2 separate regions of the Mus musculus genome follow, and region 2 is linked to region 1. The links are chromatin loops, found by intact Hi-C in ENCODE. Cell type or tissue: heart. All regions are shown on one strand. Each heading gives the region's core, and the rest is flanking DNA. Links, peaks and the distances in the headings are about the cores only. Region 1 holds the start of Mms19 (MMS19 cytosolic iron-sulfur assembly component). Region 2 holds the start of Zfyve27 (zinc finger, FYVE domain containing 27).

Evidence for each region. Hi-C counts contacts between places; a loop is a spot of excess contacts. Peaks named below come from ENCODE experiments on the same cell type or tissue, not always from the same donor. Only the 100,000 strongest peaks of a DNase experiment are listed, where the experiment ranks them.
Region 2: a loop joins it to region 1, with 2.9 times the contacts of the local background. A loop is called at or near these places in 1 of 42 quality-filtered maps.

What each region holds. Positions count from the first base shown.
Region 1 is chr19:41,976,513-41,986,956 of GRCm38, reverse strand. It overlaps Mms19 (MMS19 cytosolic iron-sulfur assembly component), which reads left to right and starts at 5,821. Exons shown (of 31, transcript NM_028152.3): 1 at 5,821-5,958. The coding sequence starts at 5,844. It overlaps Ubtd1 (ubiquitin domain containing 1), which reads right to left and starts at 5,194. Exons shown (of 3, transcript NM_145500.3): 1 at 4,949-5,194. The coding sequence starts at 5,018. In heart, for the core only: a CTCF peak has its summit at 6,069; DNase peaks (open chromatin) are centred at 4,116, 5,606 and 6,356; H3K4me3 peaks cover 3,193 bases; H3K27ac peaks cover 2,702 bases.
Region 2 is chr19:42,160,982-42,171,425 of GRCm38, reverse strand. Zfyve27 (zinc finger, FYVE domain containing 27) reads right to left here and starts at 859. Exons shown (of 13, transcript NM_177319.3): 1 at 641-859. In heart, for the core only: a CTCF peak has its summit at 5,068 (motif pointing right); DNase peaks (open chromatin) are centred at 1,955 and 5,084; H3K4me3 peaks cover 391 bases; H3K27ac peaks cover 547 bases; H3K27me3 peaks cover 2,227 bases.

The DNA of each region.
Region 1 (10,444 bases), core at 1,432-9,431:
ACAAAAGTAACTTTAAAGGTGGCTACTAGTAAGAAAAATGAAAGACTATGTCTCAAAAATTATTTAAAAATACATTGGTGTCTTTGGTGTCTGTAGTTGTTACTACCCAAGAAAAATTTAAAATGTCACTAAACAATGAAGAATACCATAGATGCACAAGATTCCTTTTCTCAATCACTAGCACTCAAATGAGTTCCCAACAGGAACGAGACTAGAAAATCATACTTATTGTGAGGGCTCAGAGGCAGGTTAGCAGTCCAGAGTGCTTGCCGCTATTCCAGAGAACCTGAGTTCAGTGCACTCACACTGGATGGTTTACAACTGCTGGTAACTCTAGATCTGGAGATTCTACACTCTTCTGGCCTCTGTGGGTACCCATAGACACAAAGCACAATACACATAAAATAAAAATAACTCTTAAAAAATAATATTTATGGAGCTGGGCGGCGGTGGTGTACACACCTTTAATCCCAGCACTTGGGAGGCAGAGGCAGGCGGGTTTCTGAGTTCAAGGCCAGCCTGGTCTAAAAAGTGAGTTCCAGGGCAGCCAGGGCTATACAGAGAAACCCTGTCTCGGAAAAAAAAAAATAGTATTTACCTCTATTTAAAGAAACAAAAAAACCAAAATGTAGTCACAATCAGGCCAGCAAGATGGCAGTGGCTGAAGGATCTTGCTACCACTACTGAGCACCTGTGTCTGTGACTGCCACAAACTACATGGTAGACAGAGAGAACCAACTCAGGCCAAATGTCCTCTGACCGAGATTCTTTGACCAGGGACATTGAGTCCATTTCATTTGTCAAATGACTGAGAAGACAGAATTAAGGACAAAGGGTACCATCGCGAGGTACATTTCAGTCCAATAACTCTAGTCTAGAACAACCACCTTCTGTTTGTTTGTTTGTTTCGAGACAGGGTTTCTCTGTGTAGCTCTGGCTGTGCTGGAACTCACTCTGTAGACCAGGCTGGCCTTGAACTCAGAAATCCGCCTGCCTCAGCTTCCCCAGTGCTGGGATTAAAGGCGTGCGCCACCACGCCCGGCTGGAACAACCACCTTTAGGGAGACGATAACACTGATGGCTTCCAGTGATTCTGTCCACTCTGACAAGGTAGAAATGTGGCTTAGAGAGCCCTGCTGAGGTGCACAGGGTCAGAGGCCTAGGCCCAGACTTCAGACTCTTCCTCTTGAACTTCTTGTTGTTTTGTTTTCTGAGACAGGGTCTCATCATGTATCCCTGGCTGGCCCAAACCTTAATATGTAGACAAGGCTGGCCTCAAACTCACAGATCCTCCTGCCTCTGCATCCAGAGTACTAGGATTCACAATGTGTATCACCGTGTCCTACCTCTCCGCGCGTGCACACACACACACACACACACACACACACACACACACACACACACACACACACAGAGGCATATACACTCTGTCTCAGACATGAGTGTGGAAGTCAAAGAAGAACACTCAGGAGGCTGTCCTCTCTTTCTATTATGTGGATCTCAAGGATTAAACGCAGGTTGTCAGGTTTGGTGCCAAGTGACCTGACCTGCTCTGTTCAGGGGTTCATCCCACTCATGACAAAAGAAAGCAAAAGTTAGGGTTCAGTTATGGGGAAGGGTCAGGTACACCCTAAACTCAGTGTTGGGGGTTCAGTTATACGTTATAGGCCAGGAGTCTACCTCTGTGCCACCTCCTAGTTCGAGGCATCAGTCTGACAACATGAAACTGTGTCCCTGTCAAAAGGTAAAGCCACAGATACTACAGGGTGCCAAGTGCATGCTGTGACGTTAAGAGGGATCCCTCCCCTTGCACCAAATCTGTCATCCATCAGAGTAGCCCTTGGCTTTGGACTTTATGAATAAAACTATTCATAGTAGGGTCCACAGAATTAAAAGGACCATTTACTAGCAGGCTAAAAAAAAGTTGAGAGTAATATACTTCAGCAAAATGTTTGCATAAAAGATTAAAGTGGCAGGATGAAGTCAGGGTAGCTTTCTACAGTAACAAGTGCTGAGGGCTTCCTTGGTAGGAGCCACTGTGCTCAGTGCTGACTGTGTGTACATAGTTGTGTGAGTGAGTGAGCGAGCAAGTGAGGGACAGAAACAGACCAACACACAAGGAAAGACAGAAGCCAGGTCTTCAGGCTTACAGCGTCGGCTGCCGATAGAGGACTGTGAACTTCAAAGACATGACTAATAATATAGAACAGATAATTGTTAACAAAGTGGCACCATGGCACTGCTAAGTGTCTGCAGGAGTTCTCAGAAGCCACCTTTCTGCTGGGGATGGGGGCCTGCTGAGCAGGCTGCTTCAAGGGGATATGGGTATGAGCAGAGTATGTGATGTAGATATATGAAAATGTCAAAAACTAAACCCATCTTGTGTGCTGATTTAAAAAAAAAAATTAGCCGGGTGTGGTGGTGCACGCCTTTAATCCCAGCACTCAGGAGGTAGAAGCAGGCGGATTTCTGAGTTTGAGGCCAGCCTGGTCTACAAAGTGAGTTCCAGGACAGCCAGGGCTATACAGAGAAACCCTGTCTCAAAAAAACCAAATAAACAAACAAGCAAACAAACAAACAAAAGGTAGGATGTGGTGGTAGACTCCTATAATCCCAGCACTCGAGGCTGGAGAGAGTTCAAGGCCAAGCTAGGGTACATGGCTATACTAGGTACATAGGGAGTTCTAGGCCAGTCTGTTTTCATTATATTGCAAATGTCCTGTCTCAAAAGAAAAGAAATGAAGGCAAATAGGATGGATGGATGCATTTGGGGTTTGAGGTGTAATCTGAAGAAAGACTCTCCTAAAGTGGAAAAGGTATGAAAACATTACTGGCCTTAATGTCAAGGAAGAGGAAGCAATCGGGTTCTAAAAGGACCAGGCCAGACTTGCCCAGTCTTGAAAGTTAAAGGCCTTGTAGAGGTAGAAGGTACTGAACAAAAATAACTGCAGTCTGGACACACAGTGGCTTCTAGATGGAGTGTATGCAGGTATGAGATGAATGACTGATGGTGAGCTTGCCCTCCCTGGAGCTCACTGCAGCCTGGGGGAATAGCCGGGCTTGAGATGGTTTGGGAAAGGGCATGTCTGTAAGACACAATGACTCTGATGGAAGAACTAGCAGGCTCCTGTGACGAGCTGACAGAAAGCTGAGGACAAGTCAGCAGAGTACAGGACAGCGGGTAGAGATGTGCAGAACCTGTTGTGGATGGGTTGAGCCCCAGGATATCCACAGTACTGATGTCTGCCTAGACATGGGGGTCTGGGAATCAAGCTGGTAACTAAGAGACAGGGGTCTTCCTGATGGACAAAGAGTTGTGCAACTAAGTAAGCTATCTCTGGGAGGGAGTGTCATGAGGAAACCCAGATTGTCAGACTGAGCCACTGGTGTATAACAGGTGAGGGTGGGCAAGAGAAATTGAAAAGGAAAATCGGAGGATAGAGATGCAATTCAATGGCAGAATGCTTCTGTAAACTCCTGACCCTCAAAACTGGAAAAAAATAATGATAGAGAAAGGAAACCAGGATAAGGATAGCAGAGATAGAAAGCAGTTCGGAGACTGAGGTAGGAAAGGGTAGTCAACCATAAAAACACGAGGCAAGATCAAGGATGGAGCATACAAGAAATCAAAATTATTTGCTTTCTGCTTGATCAAATGTATGAATGATATAAATGAATGAATGAATGAACGAACAAAAGTCCTTGGTCAGAAGAAAGGCCAGGGTTGCTTTCAAAAGGAATTTGTAAGTTTTACTCCATCCTCCCATAAAAACGTTTCTGCTTGCACAAGTCATCCTGTCCAGCACACACACACACACATCCTTCCCAGCTTCCCCTGTGCTTCTCCCCATCTTCCTTCCCAGTTTACACAAGCAAAACAACACACCTTCAGTGTCAAAGCAGACAGGAAACTCCAACTAGAGTTTCCACTTCATTAACAACTGCGCCTGTGGCTCCTCTTACATAAAGGGGTATGTGGTAACAAGGGGGAAGAGACCGGATTCCAACCTCAGTTGCACTTCTAACTCACTGTGTGACTTAGGGGAAGCTGCCCAACCTCTCTGGATCTGTGTTTTTACATAAAAGAGAGGTAGATCTGGAAATTCAGTCCAGTGTTGAAGGTCTTTTTGCGCGCCACAGTTTATCATTTGCATAAGTTCTTTGCAACACCCCCAGAGAAGAGAGTACAAGACAGGGAAATGACCCTCAAACGAAGCGCCAGGACAGGGCTGGTGTACCAAGAAAGTGAGACCGCGCTACTGGAGCTTCGAAGATTGCCAGAGAGCAGATCCCATTCTCATGGCTGAGAGGGATCCCATTCCAAGAGCTGAGAACGCTCCTAACAAACACGAAGGCGACGCTCACCCCGCACCCCACCTTTCCTAGACTCCCAGACAGCCACCGAGGCTCCAAAAAGCCGTGTGGAGAGGTGGGAGGAAATAAAGATTTCTATTTTCCATGGTCCTGCACTGCTTTTTACAAGTCGGATTCCCGCAGACAACGACCTGCAGCCCGATAATGACACAGTGACTCGCTGGAATGAGCGACTGTGTTCGCCTCGATCGCTCCGACTTCTGGGGACGCAGGCTGCCCACGCCGCGCCCCGGCCGGCCGCCGGCCGACCCTGGCCGGGGCTGCCAGATCCGCGGCGCACTCGCTTGGCCCCCTCCGCCAGCCTCGTCGCGGTCTGGAAACATTTCCTGCCCCCGCCCCCATCCCCAGCTTCCCGGTGGGAGCGAGTTGGCCTCCCGGCCGGGTCAGCGCTCGCAGTTACCCCAACTCGCTTCCCAGACAGCCCGCGCCGGGGAGGGCCCCGTCTGGCTCCGAGAAGCCGTGGGGGAACCCAAGCGCCCGGCGCCGAGCGAGGTCGCTCGGGAACCCCAAGGTTCGGGCAAGGCAAGGGCCAACTGGCAGCGCGCCGGGACCCCGCTGCCTTTCCTGGCGTTACCTGCTCGCTTGCGGGGGTGTCCCGGAGCAGCCGGCCTCTCCCGGCGCTGTCTCCCCACGCAGTTGCCCATGCTGGCTTCTCAGCCGGTCCCCCATGCACCAGAGGCGGCGGTCGGCCGGCTGCTCCACGCTGCTGCCCCGAACCGCGGCGTCCCCGGGTCAACGACTCCCGCAGCCCGACATCGAGAGCTCCTGGATCTCCCCTGGGGAGCGCTCTGCCCGACGCCGGCTTCGCCACAAACTTTGCGGGCCAGCGGAGAGGGAGGTGGCCAGGCCAGGGGGGCCCGCGACAGTGCCCGGCCAGAGACCAGCCCGGCTGGAGGGGCGGAGGGAGGGGGCGGACACCGCCGCAGCTACTCCAGGATCACTCCGAGCTCCCAGCTGGGGCCGGCCCCCCGGAGCCTGTCACTCACCTGCCTAACCCCGCCCCGGCCCGGCCCCGCTCCCTTCCTCCCGCTTGGGGTGGCCGCGCCACGGTCGCCAGCCGCCCCAGGTGCGCATGTGACCGACGGCACCGCCCCTCGGGCCGGGTCTGGTTTTCTCATTGGCTTTTCCCAGGATGCGTACCGCCCCTCGGCCCCACCCAGCCAGGTGCCCGCCCTGTCGCCCGTCTCCCGGGGAGAGCGGCCGGGAATTATGCGCCCTCAACCGCCCCGGCTGCGTGCCCGGCAGTCACTTCCCCTCCCGGAGCCGCGCCCCGGCCCAGGCCCCGCCCTCTGGGGAGGGGCCGTTAGGTCCCTGAAGGGACTGCCTGGCCCAGAGCCGGCAGGCACGTGACCTGGAGGTGCCCCGCCCCTGAAGTCTGCGCCCAACTATTGGCCATGGAGGCGCGTGCGCGGAGAGACACATCTCGTAGCCACACCCACTTCCCCCTCCCACAATCTCTGGCTAGCGTCATGGCTGCCGCCACCGGTCTGGAGGAGGCAGTGGCGCCTATGGGCGCCCTGTGTGGCCTCGTGCAAGACTTCGTCATGGGTCAACAGGAGGGGCCCGCTGACCAGGTGGCTGCAGGTATGGCAAACAACGCCGCGAGGCTTCTGCAGGGGCCGGACCGCAGGGAGCGGCCTCAGCACCCGCGCGCGGCGGGAAGGGAGTGAAGGGAGAGGTGATTGTGATTGGTCCTCTGGCCGCTCTGCCCCCGCTGGGAGCGCTACTGCCCTAACAAGTTGGAGAGTCGCTTGCATCTTCCTTAAAGCTTTCTTTACATTCCGCATCTCGCTGTGGTCCATAGAGAATCATTACATTTCTCCGAGAGTAATAGACTTGTGCAAGGCACAGACGAGTCCGGAAGTGGAGCTGGGACTTGGACTCGGGTGTTCTGGTCCAAACCTGGTGCTTGCACCGCAGGACCGCGTTGTTTGCGGAGTGTTAGGTGAGAAGGTCTGGGTTCCAAGGGTTACGCTCCGGCCTCTTGCCTTCCTGGAAGTAGCGTGCGCTCCAGCTGTTTGAGTGGTTGTAATTGGATGGAGGAGGGGAGGAGCCAGTCTGGCTCTAGGTCGGTGGGCGTGTAGATGACTAGTGTCTTTAAAGATTCACTTATGTGTCTTAGTAGGCTTTAAAAAAAAGAATATATATATATATATAGTATGTGAGTACGCTGTCAGACACACCAGGAGAGGACATCGGATCCCATTATAGATGATTGTGAGCCATCATATGGTTGCTGGGAATTAAACTCAGGACCTCTTCAAGAGCAGTCTGTCCTCTTAATTGTTGAGCTATCTCTCCAGCCCCAAATAGGCTTTTTGATAAATTAGATTTATAACTTTTTAATGTCCCATTTTTTTATCCTTCTTCCCAGAGTTCCAATTTCAGGAATCTCTCAGTTCCGAGTTTATCCAGGATTTGAACAAATCCAGGGTGCCTCTTTAGAATTCTTTCTGAATGTTGAATGTTAGGCCTTCAGTGTCGGGTTTAAGAAATAGAATAAAAAATGGATATAGATGCGGGTTTTTAAAAATTATGTTTGGAAGTTTATGGGTGAAGAAGTTTCTTTAGCAAATTGAACAGATTAATTTTTAGAATATGTGAGAAATGAACTGCTAGAAATATATGTTGGTCCTTAGCAATAGTCCACATTCTCTGCCATTCTATTATTTCTGAGCACGTATTTTTTACCCAGCATGAAAAGAATTGAGGACAGAAATACAAATAAGATACTATCTATGGCCATCAAACTATTATAATTAGTGAGAGAAAGAACTGTGTTGTAAGAGGTAAATATATGGTTCCAGAGCATCAAGGGGCAAAAATGCCTGCTATTGGCTGGGCTTGGTAGTGCATTCCTTTAGTTCCAGGATTTGGCAGGGGGGTGGCAAGTTTGCTAGTGAGTTCTAGGCCAGCCTCAGCTACAGTGTGAGCCCCAATCTCAGAAAGAAAATAAAGCCCCTGGTACTTGCACTTAAGCTTATAACATTTTACAACTTAATCAAGTATAGTCTGTTATGGGTTATTATCAATGCCATTTCCCCCCAGATTTTACTATGGAGATTTCACAGCATTTAACAAAATCTAAAGAATTTTAATTTTTAGTTATTTATCTGTTTGTGTATTGTCTTTTGAGACAGGCTCTCTCTGTGTTGCCCTGGCTATCCTGAAACTCTGTAGACCAGGCTGGTCTTGGACTCAAAGATCTAAATCCCCCTCCCAAATGCTGGGATGACGGGCATGCACTACCCCTGCCCAACTTAAATTTTTTTTTAAAGATCATAGACTCACTACTTAGAGCCTATCACTAACATTTTTTTCTTTAATTTGAATTGTCACAAACCTACCCATTTAAACTGCAGAGATCAATACATTAATCTCTAACTTCTTTATCGAGCTCCTCATTGACTAGTGTTTGCTTTTGGTTTGTTTGGGGGGTAAACTTTAGATCCGGTGAACTATATATCAGGACCGTTGTTTTCACAGAAGCTTAGATATACTTAAACCCACCCCCATACCAAGATAGATGTTACTATATTAATGTTATCTGTAATTGTTCTTCCACATTTGTGCACTCTGGGAATAATAATTTTGGATTTTATGGATGCATAACACATCTTTAAAAGACAGCTTAAATAACTGCCTTCTTATTTTTTCATAAAATACCTTTTTTTGTTATGTCAAAAAAGGGAGCCTGAACTATCATCTTGTTTTAGTGTTTCTATTGCTATGACTAAACTCCATGACCAGAAAGCAAGTTGGGGAGGAAAGGGTTTATTTGGCTTGTACTCGGAGATCACAGTCAATCATTGGAGGAATTCAGGACAGGAACTCAAACCTGGAAGCAAGAGCTGATGCAGAGGCCATGGAGGGTGCTGCTTACTGGTTTGTTCCCTGTGGCTTGCTCAGCCTGCTTTCTTACGGGAGCCAGGACCACTAGCTCAGGGATGGTACCACCCAGAATGGGATGGGTCCTCCCTCATTGATCACTAATTGAGAAAATGCTTTACAGCTGGATCTCATGGAGGCATTTCCTCAACGGATGCTCCTTCCTCAGTGATGACTCTAGCTTGTGTCAGGTTGACACAAAACTAGCCAGTGCATGTATGGTTTAAAATCTACTCTGTAGTACCTGTGTAAGTGAACCCTATTGTAATTTATTCCTCTTAACAAAAGGAAGGTTGGTACAAAGGAATAGTAGCCAGTAAGGTTGAATGGGTTGATGGAGCCGGATTATATATAACCCTGAACTCCAGCGGTAAGGTCTGAATGGCTTGTTTTAGGTAATGGGTGTTCAGCCCTTTAAGCAAGGGTTGTAGAATGAAAGGAAATTTAGGAAGGATTAAATTAGTATTCTTAGTCTTAACTGATCATAGTCTTCGTTGTTAGACTATGATAAGCGGACAGTTTTGAACTATCCCCAGAGCACTTTCTCCAGCCTGAGTCAGTCAGTCTGTGCAGTACTGAACCCATACATCAGCCTTGGAAGCAGCAGCTCACTTACAAGTTACAAATGCAGAAGGAATCCTTTGTGATCACAAGGGAACTGCCATCTTTGTTTGGCACCTGGTGGTTCCTGGTGGAAATAGTTGTCAGCTCCCACGAACATGCAAGTACTAGGAAGGAAATGAGTTGGAAGCCGAGGAATGAAGGCCTCTCAGGCAGCCTCTCATTGATAGCCAGTACTTGTCCCAGCCTTTATTCTCACCACTAGCCTCTTGGACCTTTAGTTCTAGGCACCAGCCTTTGTTCTCCGTTTCCCAAGCGCTGTCCTTCCTGTTCCCTCCACCAGCTTTATCTAAATCCAAAGCTAGACCGTATGGTCAAGGCCCAGCTAGTGCTGTTCCCCCAGTATTTCCTTATTTCCTGGTCTAGACAACATCTCCAACCCCAATAGATTTCCCACCCGCTCATGAACTCACGAGCAGATTTGTTTCACAGGTATGTCTATGAGTACCCACATCTGACCTACCCTACCATTTCTACCAAGAGTCCCCTGGAACTAGCCTGAGTGCACACACCACAAAACTCTTCAGGGCCAACAAGGTGGCTCAGTGAGGTGGCTCAGTGAGTAAAAATTGCTTGATATCCTGAGTTCAGTCCTCTGGATACACGTGATGGGAAGAAAACAGTTTCTCTGAAATTGTTCTCTGACCTCCACATACACAAAATGTAAAAAGGAAAGTTTGTATGACAAGAATTAAGGAAGCAAGTAGAATCTGTGGAATTTGAGGCCCAGTTAGCTCTAAGGCTTGAAGGAAATAAAAAAGCCTACCCTAGATGCACCCAGCATTTTGAGCCTGGGGCCAGGGAAAAGAAGTAACTTAATCAAAAACAGAAGCACCGGTCTACTTTCCCACCCCCATCACTAGGGTTTCCCTTTAGTTCAGCGTTCATTCTATTTTGCCATGGTTTTGATTGCCCAAAGAAACCACTATTACTGAAATAAAATTATTAAGGAGTAAAGAGTAACTGTAGAGAAACGACTGTGGCATCATCAGGAAGGTTTTTATTGTTTTGTTTTGATTTTGAGATGGGGCCTCTTGTAAGCAGACTGGCTGAAAACTGCTTGTATTAACTGCGGATGAGCTTGCACTTATATGATCCAAGGGCCAGGATTACAGGCTTGCGCCATACAGTGCTGGAAACCTACCTCAGAGCCTCTGACAGGCGCTTGCCCAACCGAGCTACATCCTCATCCCCAGAAATGGCCTTTTTAAGAGCCTGCCTAGAACCTATTCCTGGGGGATTTCCCTCCATTCTGCTCATGCGCTTCTACCCACAGCACCCCAGCCCTGGTCCCCCCTTCCTTGGGCTACCACTCCAGATTCTCAAGAGGCTGCAGTTCCATCAGACAGAGACCTAATTGTTCCTTCTGTGTTGATGGCCACATAAATCCTGCTTTTGACCCTTCTCCATACTCCACATGAACTCGCCCGGCTGAGGAAAGCATACAAAGTTAGGAAAGCTAGCAAGGCCATTGTTATACAGAAAATCCTGCACACATTGTAAAAACTTAGGCGTCCTATAAAGGGAAAGGAACTTATATTTTTCCTTTGTGCCAGTAAAA
Region 2 (10,444 bases), core at 1,312-9,311, 180 kb before region 1:
CACACTGCAAGAAATTTTATTCCTACTGAAGTAGGAAGTAGCAGGGTGAAGGGGATGTCTTCGCTATAAAGCCTATCACTCTTCATGAGCCCCTCCAACGCTCCTTTCCCTCACAGACCTTTCAAGAGCATATAAACCATTAATAACCAGGTTGTTGAAAGAAGGCAGTAGGTAATGCCAAGAGAAAAGATGTCCTGTGACATCTTTCTCCTATCTTTAGCTCCTCCTTCAGGTGTCAGGGTAAGGGGGACCATCTTGTCCTGGGAAGTCTTTATGAACGCGCCAGTGTACACTGGGAGACCCTTACCAGGGCTCCCAGAGGTTCATGAATTTCTCCTAACAACACTCTTATCACGCTCTTAACCCTGGCTCCCATTCATCACTTGGAAAGGGGTCGACTGGACCCCAAACTCTCGACAGGACGAGCTAGGGAGAAAGGGAACCCAAGCAAGCGCGAGACAGGCTTAGCAGGTCAGTGCCGACAGAGGCCCAGACCACCAGCCTGTCTGAGGCCGCGCAGGGCAGGACACGCCTAAGGTCGCTGTGCCTGCAGGTGGCGACCCACACGCGGTGGGAGGGCCGGAGGGCCAGGCTCCGTAAATAAATACAGTGAGGCTGGGGCGTCACGGTCGTCACCTACCCGGACGCTGTCCCAGGAAAGGAAGAGACAGGAACGGCCAGGGGGACAGAAGGGCCACCAAGCCCCGGAGCGGTCCCTCAGGCCAGGCCCGCCCCACCCCACGCCACGCCACGCCACCTCCCACCGACGCTCCGAAGTCGCAGGTCCACCCGGGAACCGTCTGCCCCTCCACCGCCGTCGCTTCCGGGACGCGACTCACTCTGCGGTGGCGCGCCCGTGACGTCACCGCGCCCGTCCCGCCTTGGGTCCGGCCTCCGGGCTTAGCTCCTCCCACCCAAGCGCAGGTGAGCAAGCGCGTTGATACTGCGCCTGCGCACTCTTCCCTCCTTGGCTAATTTCTGGTTAACTCTGTTCCTGCCACCCAAGAGATGACTCGTTTAATGCCCGGGAGTCCTAGGACCTGGGAGCCAGCCTAGCTCCGGAACATTACAGCAAGGACAGTTAGAGAGTCTAGCGTGGTGACACACTTGTAACCACAGCCTTTTGGTTTCTGAGGCTGGAGTATTGCAAGTTCAAGGCCAGTCTTGGCTATGGGAGCTTCTGGCTCAAAAAAAAAAAAAAAAAAAAAAAAAAAAGTGGGGCGTGTGGGGGCAGGGATGGAGAAGGATAAAAAAAAAGAAAGAAAATGTGGATAGAAGCTCTGAGAACCTAGGGAAGACAGAAAACACATCTTGTATGTCAGGTGCCTATGGGTAGTGCCATTTTAACGGTGAGAGAGCCCCTGGCTTGCTGCAGGAAGACACAGCAGCACAGAAACCAGCTGTCTGCTATAGTGCTTGCCGTGAGAACGCAGAGACAAACTGTACACGACACTGAAGTTTCTCTAGTAGTATCAGTAATTTCGAGGGTTACAACATTAGCAGAGACGGAACGGTGGTCCGTAGCTGCTGTGTTCAAGGTCCTGTGCAGGCCGTTCCTAGCTCTATCCTCTTCACATCTTGTGACCCAGCTGTTGTCCCTTAAAACACACCTCCCATGGGTTTCCATTTAACCAGCAGGCAGGCAGTACACTAAGCTTTTTGTGCACATTATCTTATCTGTTCCTCCTTCAATAACCCTATCGGGGTTATCACCATTTCACAGATGAGGAGTTGTAGTCATGGTAAGTAACTTCTTTAATGTCACAGCACATAAACTGCTCGGAGCTGGGATTTGAGCCAAATACATCACTGGATGCCAGCAACCCCAGCCATACCACCACCCACACGAGGCTGCATCCACTGGCTTCATCTGTCCTGCTGTTCTCTCTCAGGTGCCTCAGTCTCAGCCAGCTGAACCCTCTTTGTTACCTGCAAGGGCCCTGGACTCTTGCCAAGTCCTCAGATTGCTTGTCACACCTGCCTGCCCCGATTCTTGCTTCCATCCAAACCCAAGCAAGCCATCATAGCAGGAGTCAGCTGTGAGCAGCCTTCCCTAGCTGTTCAGCCGACAATAACCCCTCCTCTGAGCTACCCCAAAGCTTCACTGACATCTCGTCCAGCATCTCTTTTTCAGAGAGACAGGCACGCCTGCTCTCCTCAGCCAGGACTCAGCTGCACTGGGAATCTGGGCTCTCCTCACTTCCTTCAGGCTGGTCACTGTCCCACAGGCTCTGAAATCTTTACTCTCAGTAATACCCCTTCGCCTGGAGACAAGATGCACAAGAAATTTCTTTACCTCCACTTTTGTTTCCTCCTCTGACTTGCCCGCTCTTCTGCTCATTCCTCACCTATTCAGCCCTCGCCAACTGTAATCCCGTCTTCCTGGGTCACCTCTGCCTTTCTGGCTGCCACACCCAGCGAACATTTCCAGTCTTCCTTGCAGGAGCTCTCAGCAACACTGGACACTTCGCTGTTCTTCCTTTCCCCACCTGAGCGTCCAGGAGACCACCTCTCTTGGCCTCCTACCCTCAAGGTCTCCTTAGGGTTTTTCTTCCCTTGAATGTCATCTATCTGCCACCTTCCTTGCTTCTAACCCTCCCTGGGGATTGCATTCACGTTCACATTCACCATCAGCCGTTAGCTAATGTCATCAGAAGCTAGAGCACTGGCACTATGCGCCCTATAGACCAGACTGGCCTCTGCTTCCTGAGGGATGAGATTAAAGTCGTGCAGTGCCACCGCCCAGCTCCTCAGCACATTTTAAGTGCTCAAAATCTGTGGACTGGCAAGATGACTTGGTGGATAAAACACTTGCTGTACAAACCTGAAGGACTGAGTACAATCCCCCAGCCCCATGGTGAAGGAGAAGCAATTCCCCAGAACTGTCCTCTTGCCTCCTCTCATGCACACATGCACAGCTGCAAACACACACACACACACCACATACATAATAATGTTTTTTTTAACGTTAGTTGTGGGTGGGCACTGAGAAGTGGCTCATCAATTAACAGCACTTGCTGCTCTTGCAGAGGACCTGGGGCTGGTTAGAGTTAGTGATGTAGACCCAGAGTTAATGAAATACTCTACTCAGTTGCTAGAGTATTTGCATAGCCCTAGGTGTGATCTCCAGCATCAACTCCAGGTACATGGCTGTAATCTCAGCACTTGGGGATGGGGGTAAGAGTATCAGGAGATGAGGTCCATCCTCAGTTACATAGCTAGTTCAAGGCCAGGAGGAGGACGAGGAGACTCATCATCATTGTAGGAGGTCCAGAAGTCTAGAATGCCACACGTAGTACTAAAGCTGTCTGCTGGAATCTACCTCCTCCTTTGGATGACTATTCCCAGGGGCCCCCTTAGTCTCTCAAGCACGCAGCCTCTGCAGACCCCGCTTCTCCCTCTTCTGACCCAGCTCATCCCTGAACCTACAGGGTCCATAGCCGCTCCCACTCTTCCCTCTTCCCTCCTGCACACACACCATTACCCATTCCGATACTCACCTGAGACCATCTTCATGGACACAGGGACACTCCCCCCGGACACGCCCCTGGGACACGCCCCCCAGGCCCAGGCATATTCGGCTCCTCCAGAACCTGCTCCAGCTTTGACCACCTCCTACTCTTTTCACAGCTCAGCTCAGAGCTCACCTCACCTCTTCAGGGAGTCTTCCCTCATACACCCCAGTGGGATAGGTGTCCGTCTGGCTTGCTTCCCTGGGCTTGCCCAGTCCTGCACTTGGCACATGCAAAGTCGCTTGCCTGTTTGCTTAATGGATCCTCTGCCTAGACTGAGGCTACCGGGAAAACTGGCTGGAGTAACTTCAATGCACCTAGCCTCTAGCACAACTATTCCCCAAGTGATTCATGCCTGTCAGTATCTCCCCAAGGTCTGGGCACTCACGCCCGCATCTTCCAAGTTTGCATGTTCTCGTTTCTTCCACTCTAAGGCCCAGTATAATATCTCTTCCCTTAAAATGGTGCATTGGGTCTGGTAGAAATAAGAAGTCTCATTCGCTGGGCAGTGGTGGCACACACCTTTAATCCCAGCACTTGGGAGGCAGAGGCAGGCAGATTTCTGAGTTCGAGGCCAGCCTGGTCTACAGAGTGAGTTCCAGGACAGCCAGGCCTACACAGAGAAACCCTGTCTCGGTTTAAAAAAAAAAAGTCTCCAGGAGCTCTTAGTTCCATAGGAGGCACTAATTCGACTCAGACAGAATACAACGCACTGGTTCCTCCAGTAAAAGTCTGAGCATAGGGGAGAGTTAGAGTTACCTGCCTCTGTTCCAGTCAGGTGTGGGAGAGCAGACCTGTGATCCCAGCACCATGGGTCATCCTGGGCTAAATAGCAATATCCTGCCTCAAAGAAAATAAGGCCTCCTTCCTTAGAGAAAAAAATTGCTTATTTCGATGACCTAACCACCTGGCATTCTACCATCAGTAACTCTCCCCAAAGGCAAATTTCATTTTCTTGGCAACTTTCCCACCTGTGTCTGACCTGAGGCTGGCTGTGACTGGTGGCAATGTTAATTATATTTATTTTCCCCTTCAGCTACTCTCGGATTGGGGAATATGATTCCCAAACTCCTAGGGGTTTTTTTGGGACAAATATCAGCGAATAAAAGAAGGCTCTAAAGACCAGAACAATGAGCAAAGCCTTGCCCTATTCATAAGATACTTTGGGGTTATCTTAGTTATTTTCAGTACTGGTAAAAAATGGGACCCAGGGTGTGGCATATACTAGGCAAGTGCTATAGCATTTAGATATACCTCCAGGCCTAGCTCTGACATTTTATAATTGAATTCTACATATTTGTCTCCTCCTGAAAATCATGAATCAGCAGGCTTTGCAAATAAAAACAAGAGGCTAAGAAAGAACAGAAAATGACCAGAGAGGACTCTTAACACATTAACTTGACATTTCAGAGGATAGTCTTGCATCGCTACGGGAGTGTGTTTATGGGCCACATAACTGAGTCATAAAATTCACGATGGCCTTTGGAGGAATTCTAAGCTGACATTCTGAGCGCAAGCTGGGAAGGTTGAATGGTTAAGCATGATTTCTGCCACGAGGGGGCGCACTCGCCTACCCTTCCCGAGAACTGTGAGTTTCGGAATCATCTCTGCACTTCAAATTCCGGTTCCTGGCCAGATCTTCCGTGCTAGGCTCTATTGTTTTCTCACTTCTTCAGAATATTCCTTATCTTTCTCATGTCTCTCAATACTTGTTCAAATTATTGTCTCTCAAATTGTTCAAACTTAACACCTCGGGCTGGCAGAGCTCTTGCCTGCCATACACAAAGCTCTGGCCGGATTCAATCCCCAGAACCATGGTAACTGGCCTGGGCAAGAGGGCACCTCCAAAACAAAAACAAAATTCCTTAAGGAGCAGTTAACATGCACTGCCTCACACTATTCTAGGGCTCTAGGGTTTGGAGGTGTTTGAATGGACAGTGTGTAGGTTTGGATGACACCTCAGCTAGTTCTTAGCTTCACCTGCATCTGAGGCTGGATGGAGCTTTGTCCCTGTAAGCGTTGGCGCTGAGTGGCTGCTAACTTGGTGCTGGCATGAGCATACAGTCACACTGGAAGAAGGTTTTGGTACCTTCTCAGCTGGGGCTCTCCAGAGGGATTCTTGAGTGTCTTACCGGCACTATGACTAACATTCCCGAGCAAGAAATCCAACATGGAACAAGGCAAGAAACCAATTCCCCATATAGCACTCAGTCACTTTTACAATACTGTATTGATTTTATGTGGCGGGGATGGGGTGGCAAGATGCTTGCTGCACGAACCTGGCAGCCTGAGTTTGACCCCCAAAGCCCATATAAAGGTGACTAAAGATAATTAACTGCAAAGTCACCCTCTGCACCGCTTCCCCACACATGCACACACACACACACACACACACACACGCCTCATACATAAGAACGAATACAACAATTCAGCAATTAATAACTTTTTTTTTTTAAGTGTGGAAGGAAGATTATACAAAAGTAACATTAGCAGCTGAGAAGAGCAGAGACCCTGTGGAGGGCGTGCCCCTGACCACCTCCCACTCACCACCCACATCCTGTTAAATGCCTTTGGTGGCATCTCTCATTTAACCCCTCGCCTCCTTTTCTATGCTTGGACAGAACTCTGTCCTACCTCTGGTAGACGGCCATCACCCTGCATTTCTCCCGTGGTGCCCTGAGCTTCTGAGAGCAGACATTCAACATCTGGGCATCTCCAGTTTAAACCAAGTATAGAGACCTGACACACTAGATGGTCAGTGTCTACCTGAGCTTGGTGGTGCAAACCTGCACCCTTAGTACTAGCAAGTCAGAGGGAGGATTGTGAGTTGTTGGGCCAGCCTGAGCTACATAGTCAGACTGTTTATTAAAATGCATAAATAATAAGTGAAGGGAAACGAGTTGTTTAGTGAGAATTTCCATCCTGTGAGATGGGAAGAGCTCTGCAGATGGGGCAGTGGTGATGGCTGCCCAACAAATGGTGTGAACAGACTTCATGCTGCCCCAACAGACAGTGTGACATTATGCTTCCCAACAGTGTGAACAGACTTCATGCTGCCCAATGAATAGTGTGAACAGACTTTATGCTGCAAAGAGGGAAATCGGAGTTACTGACAAGATACACAGTGTTTCTTTTGAGGCTGAAATTATTCTGGAATGAGCTGGTAGCAATGGCTTATATTAGCTCTGTAAAATTCATCTTGAAGTGAAAACTGTTATGTGGAATTCTACGTTGTATGAATTGTGCTTCCCCTTCTCTTAATGAATGGAAAAAGGAAAGAATGTTTGGCACATGTCTTCGGGTTCTCTTTAGCATTTGCATTTTCGTCTTTTGTATGTAAATGCACTCTTTGACTGTATAATTCTTTTTGATCAACAGCTTTGCTCCTGTTGCCCTTGAACGGTGCTCCATAAATACATCTTTATGTTCTTGTACCTGGGAAAGAAGAGCTCATGAGTAATGAGCTTTCCAGCTGGGAGACAGTGAGTTGTTGGACAAACAGCAAGGCAACGAACGTCGGCAGCTACATCCTTACTCAGCAGCTCTTGGCAGCCATGAAAACAACCATTCATCAAACACTGGCGCAAAAAACTCTCACAGTGGAAAGCAGCAAAAACCTCCCTAATAAACCTCATGGCTCCCACGAAAGAGGCAATTAACTATCATCCACAAAACCTGTCAGGGATCACTCCCTCACGTATAACACACTCCCTCACACAGAACCACCGGATTGATGGGCAGAGGCTGCTCGTCTGGGGACGATGGCTCTGAGCCCCTTTGCACATGCATATGACTTCCAAGGAAGTGAGTGGGGTTGCTGAACATTGCTTGCAGACCAAGATGCTCAAAAGTCAGAAACTTACATCCGGCTACCTCCCTCCTGGACCAGCCAGCTCACTGCAGAGGGAAAGTACCTCGTAGAGACCATCCCCCACTTCTGGAGACAACCCACAGCGGACCGTTGTGAGAGGAGAACCTCAGTCAACATTCTAGCATGGAATGAGGTCACAAGCTCTACCCCTAACTGACAGGGGGGAGGGGCTATGGGGTTTGTTTAAAATACACATCTATTTAATGTGTATTTTATTTTGAGTGTTTATGTGTATTTTATTTTATTTGTGTGTATGGATGTGTTTGCTATGTGTATGTATGTGCAACACGTGTGTGCCTGGTGCCCACAGAAGTCTGAAGAAAGTATCAGATCTTCTGGGACCAGAGTTACAGAGGGTTGTGAGCCACTCTGTGGTTGCTGGGAATTGAACCTGGGTCCTCTTACAAGAGCAACAAGTCCTGTAAACTGCTTGGCCACCTTTTTAGCCCAGAGAGTTTGGTTTTTTTGAAGGTGCAGCTCCTGGTGGACTGACTGTGCTCCATTGGATAGCCCTACACCTAGAAATGTGTGGAGCAAAAATTGGAGTTTTTAAATGAACAATCTAAGAAGACAAGAAGTTGGGGTGGATCTGGGAGGAGTTGGGAAGTCATGTGGTCAAAATACATTGTGTGAAGTTCCTAAAGAACTTATAAAAATGTTTGTTTTTTTAAAAGGAGGTACTAGAGAGATGGTTCTCCATCTTAAGATTGGATTAAGATTAAGAGCACTGGCTGCTCTTGCAGAGGACACAGGTTCAATTCCTAACCCTCTTGGCAGCTCACAACCATCTGTAACTCCAGTTCCACTGGATCTGACACCCACTTCTGACCTCCACAGGGACCAAGAACAAACATGGTGCATGGACATAGATGTACGCAGACCGGTCATATACATGAAATAAAAATAAATAAAATATTAAAAAATTAAACTGAAAGTATGTATGAATATTAATCAATTTTATTTTCTTAGGTTCCTAAAATGTTTTTGTTATAATATCTGGGCAACAACATCCATTAATCCAAGGATTCACAGAATATCTTTCATGAGAATATGGGGGTAAATACCTCAGAATTTTTTTAAAAAACAAGTTCTTGCTGGGTGGTGGTGGCGCACGCCTTTGATCCCAGCACTTGGGAGGCAGAGGCAGGCGGATTTCTGAGTTTGAGGTCAGCCTCGTCTACAGAGTAAGTTCCAGGACAGCCAGGGCTACACAGAGAAACTCTGTCTTGAAAAACCAAAAACAAAAAACAAAAAACAAAAAACAAAAAACAAAAAAACAAAACAAAACAAAAAACAAGTTCTTTTTCTTTTTAAGATTTATCTATTTTTATTTATATGAGTACACTGTAGCTGTCTTCAGACATACCAGAAGAGGACATCAGATCCCATTACAGATAGTTGTGAGCCATATGATTGCTGGGACTTGAACTCAGGACCTCTGGAAGAGCAGTCAGTACCCTTAACCACTGAGCCATCGCTCCAGCCCCAACAAGTTCTTGCTGTATCCAGCCCAGGCTGGTCTCTGGCTCTCAAGCTCTTGATCTGCTGCTTTAACCTTCCTGGCTCCAAGGCTAAGTTACAGGTGTGTGCCTGTATGCCTGCCTTAATAGCCTTCATCTTTCTTGGGGGGGAAATCACACTCTGGGCCCAGAATAGTAGATGCTTCCCTAGTGTGCACAAAGCCCTGAGTTCAATCTCTAGTTCAGGTGTGGTGGCGCACACCTTTAATCCTGGCACTTGGGAGGCAGAGGCTGGCAGATCTCTGATTTTGAGACTAGCCTGTTCTACATTGTGAGACCCAGTTTCAAACAAACAAACAAACAAACAAACAAACAAAAAAGTGGTCCTGCTAATCCCAGTATGATCTTTGTTTCCTGCTTGCAGCCTCCACAACTGTGCTGTGGCATGTGCACACACACATACATACACATACAAACACACATGCACACACACACAAAAGTAAACTAATACATAATATTTTTAAAAAGATTTATTTGTATTTCAGACTTTGCCCTCATATATATCTATATCTATATCTATATCTATATCTATATCTATATCTATATCTATATCTATATCTATATCTATATCTATATCTATATCTATACCAGGTGTATTAGTTGCCCTGGAACTAGAGTTGCAGATGGTTGTGAGCTACCATGTGGGCACTAGGAATGGAACCGTGTACTAATGCAAGAGCAAGTAGTCCTTTTATCCACTGAACCCCAAAATAAACGTCTTTTTTAAAAACCAAACTAGCAGCCAAGCAATGGTCACACATGCCTTTAATCCCAGCACTTGGGAGGCAGAGGCACACAGATCTCTGTGAGTTCAAGGCCAGCCTGGTCTACAAAATGAGTTCCAGAATGGCCAAGGCTACACAAACCCTGTTTGAAAACATGGGGAGGTGGGGAACTAGTCAAGCATGGTAATAATGCATTTTAATCCCAGCACTCAGGAATAATGGGAGGGGTGACACCTAGGCAGATGAGTGCCTCTGAGCTTGAGGCCAGCTTGGTCTACAGAGTGAATTCCAGACCAGACAGAGACAGCTACATATCGAGACCCTGTCTTAACCCCTTCCAAACAACAAAACCAAAACCAAAAACCGACCAACAAACAAACAAGCCCCTCCCTGCAAAATATAAACTATCCCGGCACATAGAATAAGATGAAAAACTCCTTAATTTATCCTGGGTCCAGCCTTACCCTGCTTGATACAAACGCTGAGCCAAACCACAACCCACCTCATCTCAGAAATGAAAATCTACTGCATGACTGACCATCACTGACAGATCAAGGGAAACTGAAGCCCCAATGAAGGCTTGGTCAGTTCTCATAGTAACTGCATTTATAAGGAAGCCTTTGAAACAATGTAAGTGTCCATCAGCAGGTGAATAGATAAATAAATAATAATAATAATAAATTCCATACAGTGGAATACACCCAGTCACAAAAATGAATGATTTGGTCTGTAATCCCAGCACTCAGGAGGCAAAGGCAGGAGGTTCACTGCAAGTTCTAGACCAGCTTGGTGTCCACATTGATCAAACCAGCTAAA